Regions from separate parts of the Homo sapiens genome. Here region 1 is linked to region 2. Evidence: chromatin loops called from intact Hi-C (ENCODE). Cell type or tissue: HepG2. All regions are shown on one strand.

Evidence for each region. A loop is a pair of places that touch in the nucleus more often than their neighbours do. Peaks named below come from ENCODE experiments on the same cell type or tissue, not always from the same donor. Only the 100,000 strongest peaks of a DNase experiment are listed, where the experiment ranks them.
Region 1: a loop joins it to region 2, with 12 times the contacts of the local background. A loop is called at or near these places in 24 of 110 quality-filtered maps.

The regions. Positions count from the first base shown.
Region 1 is chr7:12,388,206-12,390,705 of GRCh38, reverse strand. VWDE (von Willebrand factor D and EGF domains) reads left to right here. Exons shown (of 29, transcript NM_001135924.3): 3 at 1,348-1,579. Among named protein-coding and RNA genes, the nearest start is that of VWDE, 14 kb to the left of the region's middle. In HepG2, a CTCF peak has its summit at 1,406 (motif pointing left); a DNase peak (open chromatin) is centred at 1,415.
Region 2 is chr7:12,495,802-12,498,301 of GRCh38, reverse strand. It overlaps LOC105375156 (a long non-coding RNA gene), which reads left to right and starts at 1,791. Exons shown (of 8, transcript XR_001745093.2): 1 at 1,791-2,006; 2 at 2,463-2,488. It also overlaps a transcript of C7orf78 not described here. RefSeq lists an enhancer at 752-1,380. In HepG2, a CTCF peak has its summit at 1,266 (motif pointing right); a DNase peak (open chromatin) is centred at 1,291; H3K4me3 peaks cover 318 bases.

The DNA.
Region 1 (2,500 bases), 110 kb after region 2:
GTACATTTTGCCCATTTGTAGTCTTAGAGTTTTTAAATGGATAATATTACATGGTTAAAATAAAATAACAAATATAGTATAATTATACATAAATATAACACAATATAGTACTATTTACATATAATTTTATTATTTAACTTTTATATTTTAAAAATTATAATTCAATCACATATATCAATATTTCCTTTATGTTTTTCCTTTGCTTTGAAGCATAGAAATAATAACAAGAATTATAACCTGGCTAACGATTTTTTAGCCATTACTATGTAGAAGTTGCATTATATACATTACTTTATCTATACCTCACTATGGCACTTTGAGGTGGGTACCACTTCCACCTAATATAAAAGAGAAGGATGTTGAGTGCCTTGTCCAAGATCATGCATTTAGTAAGGGCCCTGGTTCTTCCCAAGTCATACATAGTTTCTTCTTATTTTTCCTGGGTTATTTTTCTATTTAATTCTATTTTTTATCTGAAAAGGATTTTGATAAATGACTTCAAGTGAGGTTTAAACTTTCTTTCTTTCTTTTTTTTTTTTTTGAGATGGAGTCTCGCTCTGTCGCCCAGGCTGGAGTGCAGTGGTGCGATCTCAGCTCACTGCAGCCTCCACCTCCCTGGTTCAAGCAATTCCTCTGCCTCAGCCTCCTGAGTAGCTGGGATTACAGGCGCACGCCACCACACCCGGCTAATTCTTTTGTGTTTTTGGTAGAGACAGGGTTTCACCATGTTAGCCAGGATAGTCTCGATCTCCTGACCTCAGGCAATCCGCCCACCTCAGCCTCCCAAAGTGCTGGGATTGCAGGCATGCGCCACCGCACCCCACCAAACTGTATTATTTCTAACTTACTAAACAATTTTTCCATCACCAGATTTTGAACAATACCTTCCTTCTCCCCGATTTTATTGCCTCCTGAACTATGCATTAACTTCTTGTGCATACTATTTCAAGCAATTTTGCAAGAGTTTTCCAAGATCAGTTTATCTTTGTGTTATGTGTTAACATAACTTCAGATTGACTTGTCTTATTTTAGAATGTATCAGCTATTTTAGTAAGGTATCTGAGATCTAATTTCCCTTGTTTACAATACAAATGTAATGAATGGAATAAATGTATTAATATTTACATTGAATGTGTAATTGAATGAGTATATTAATTATGAGATGTGTACCCTTAAATTTAGTATTCCTTAAAACTACTTTTCCTTGTATAGAACAGGTACAAGCCATAATTTTTTTAATGATTAATGATATTTTAAGGCTTGATTAGAATAAAATGCAAAGTTGATATATCTACAATGGATGAAAATAAACTGAATTTTCAACTTTTGTTTTCTCTCCTGCAAAAGATGAACCATTGTGGAACTCAGGCCCCCATCTGGCTGTCTCTGAGAGATTCAGAAACACTGCCATCTCCTGGGGAGATCAAGCAATTGACAGCTTGTGCAACATGGCAGTTTTTGTTCAGCACTACAAAAGACTGCTGTCTCTTTCAAATCCCAGTGTCTGTAAGAAACTGTGGGAACTTTTCTGTATACTTACTACAACCAACTCAGGGATGTATGGGCTACTGTGCGGAAGGTAAGAAAACACCAGTAATTCACATGACTGTTATTCATGGAACTCTGCCATTCGTACCATTCTCTGGATAGGTTGTATTGAGTTAGTGCAAATCTCAGTAAGATACTCAGTCTACCATTATTGCTAGATTGAAGCTAAATTTCTGTTTACATTGGTCAAATTTCTTTAGGGTTCTTTGCCAAGATTGTAAAGTCCCCCCACACGTGAAAGCATCAAAACAGACATCTCACATTTTTCCACTGGACATAATGATTGAGTGTGTTAAAAATTCTTTGGTTTCCTCAAGTCCATTCCTGTTTTAATTAAAGGATGAAGAAGGGTGAGTAAAAGTTATCATAAAAATATACATTTTATATTATTTCATCTTTCATTCACCAATATTTATTGAATGTTTATCCTGTGCCAGAAATTATTTAAGGCCTCAGAGTTACGGTGATGAGCAAGATAAATGAGATCTCTGCCTTCATGAAACTTACATTCTAGTGGAATGCTTCAGACAATATCTAAAAATAAACTGAATATGATTCAAAGATTAAAGTAAATATCCCTAAGTTCTTACTTTATAAATGTATGAGTAGATAATTAAATAGAGGCAAGGAAACGAAGCGTCTTTAAAGAATTACAAATTATTGTTGCTACTACTTCACCTAAAAGATTTTGAATAACTTCCCTCATTTTGGTTGTTGGCTGCATTTGAGTTGTTTCCAAATAATTGGGTATGATAAGGAAAAAAAAAATCTACTAATTTTACAGTGGAGAAACCTGGCAGACATTATATTAATCAAGTGATTGCAGTTAACTTTACTAGTGATAACGCATGTTGACATCACATGTCTCCTGATAACATGTAATAATAAGAGCACTTCTCTTTTGTAGTACTCTTCCCCCAAAAGCATAATCCTAGTCTAATAATGAGAAAGT
Region 2 (2,500 bases):
TGTCCACCCGTAGCTCAGAGTAATTTGATCGTCCGAAGCCTTCTTCTCTCAGCTCGTCAAAGTCATTCTCCATCCAGCTTTGTTCCGTTGCTGGTGAGGAGCTGCGTTCCTTTGGAGGAGGAGAGGCGCTCTGCTTTTTAGAGTTTCCAGTTTTTCTGTTCTGTTTTTTCCCCATCTTTGTGGTTTTATCTGCTTTTGGTCTTTGATGATGGTGATGTACAGATGGGTTTTTGGTGTGGATGTCCTTTCTGTTTGTTAGTTTTCCTTCTAACAGACAGGACCCTCAGCTGCAGGTCTGTTGGAGTACCCTGCAGTGTGAGGTGTCAGTGTGCCCCTGCTGGAGGGTGCCTCCCAGTTAGGCTGCTCAGGGGTCAGGGGTCAGGGACCCACTTGAGGAGGCAGTCTGCCCGTTCTCAGATCTCCAGCTGCGTGCTGGGAGAACCACTGCTCTCTTCAAAGCTGTCAGACAGGGGCATTTAAGTCTGCAGAGGTTACTGCTGTCTTTTTGTTTGTCTGTGCCCTGCCCCCAGAGGTGGAGCCTACAGAGGCAGGCAGGCCTCCTTGAGCTGTGGTGGGCTCCACCCAGTTCGAGCTTCCCAGCTGCTTTGTTTACCTAATCAAGCCTGGGCAATGGTGGGCGCCCCTCCCCCAGCCTCGCTGCCGCCTTGCAGTTTGATCTCAGACTGCTGTGCTAGCAATCAGCGAGACTCCGTGGGGTAGGACCCTCCGAGCCGGGTGCAGGGTATAATCTCATGGTGCACCGTTTTTTAAGCCCGTGGGAAAAGCGCAGTATTCGAGTGGGAGTGACCCGATTTTCCCGATTCTCCAGGTGCCGTCCGTCACCCCTTTCTTTGATTAGGAAAGGGAACTCCCTGACCCCTTGCGCTTCCCGAGTGAGGCAATGCCTCGCCCTGCTTCTGCTCGCGCACGGTGTGCGCACTCACTGACCTGTGCCCACTGTCTGGCACTCTCTAGTGAGATGAACCCGGTACCTTAGATGGAAATGCAGAAATCACCCGTCTTCTGCGTCGCTCAGGCTGGGAGCTGTAGACCGGAGCTGTTCCTATTCGGCCATCTTGGCTCCTCCCCCCGCCATAAATAATTTTGATTTTTTTCTTTACAGTTTATTTGATTCGGGCTAGTTACTTACTCTTCTTTGGTCCAAAATCTCCTATGACTTGGGTATTAACTTCTCTTCTAATATTTTTCTAACGGAATATAAAATTTCCTAGACAAAGATCCACAATGGCTGGAGTCTTTCTTTTAACTGTTCATTTTATTTAAAGTGAAAGTTTGCCACCAGGTGGCAGTAAATTACTTATAATTTTGTCCTAGTTTATAAACTAAGAAGCCAAAATTTTTTCTGTATTATTTTCCCTGATGTTCAATTTTAAGGTGTTTTTATTTCTAATGAAAACGGCAGTAAAGTTGAATTGACTAAATCTCTTATAGTTTTGGAAATAGAATTAACCTATCTTTATGCTATCTGATTTATGCCTCATTGTTTTTTGCATAGAGATACATATGGTTCTTTATCAAAAGCATATATACAAATACCTACTTATGTTTAGTTCACTGTTATTAGTTGTTTAGGGTACAAAAATAGATTATGACTCCAGATTTCAAGTAAATTATAAGTAATTGGCTAGAAAAGATACAAACCTATAAGAATACATCACGAGATAAGGTGCTAAATGCCAAGTGATTTGTCCTGACGGTTACTCTCATGAGAAATTAGTGAGAGGAAGGTCTCTGAAGCTTGAGAATGTCTCCAAAGATTTCTTAGAGCATCTGAGATCATTACTAACCCTTGATGACAGTAGAGTACTTAATAAAAGGGGAGAAGAAGGGAAAGGAGTTTGGATGGACGAACAGCATAAGCAACATTCTGGAATTTTCTTTAATGCTCTCATGAATGCATTCTTGGAATTTTCTAATATGTAAACATTATTTTGTGGCCAACTGACTTCAATTATATGTAGAACCATCCAAAAGTCTCCTCTCAGGTAGGTAATTCTGAATGTATATTTCTGAATTTCCAAATTAGAAATTTAGAGTTAGAAATTTTGAGTTTCTCAGCCAGACGAGGTGGCTCACGCCTGTATTCCCAGCACTTTGGGAGGCCGAGGGCGGCGGATCACGAGGTCAGGAGATCGAGACCATCCTGGCTAACACGGTGAAACCCCGTCTCTACTAAAAATACAAAAAATTAGCCAGGTGTGGTGGCGGGCACCTGTAGTTGCACCTACTCTGGAGGCTGAGGCAAGAGAATGGCGTGAACCCGGGAGGCAGAGCTTGCAGTGAGCCGAGATCACGCCACTGCAGTCTGGCTTGGGCGAAAGAGTGAGACTCCGTCTCAAAAAAAAAAAAAATTTTTTTTGAGTTTCTCAGCTCCACAAATTTGGGAACGCAACAAGTTGTGGCAAATGAAAACCTCAACACTCTGATTTCTGTATTTCTAGGCATTAAGGAACATGAACGCTTTTAAGTAAGTTATTTG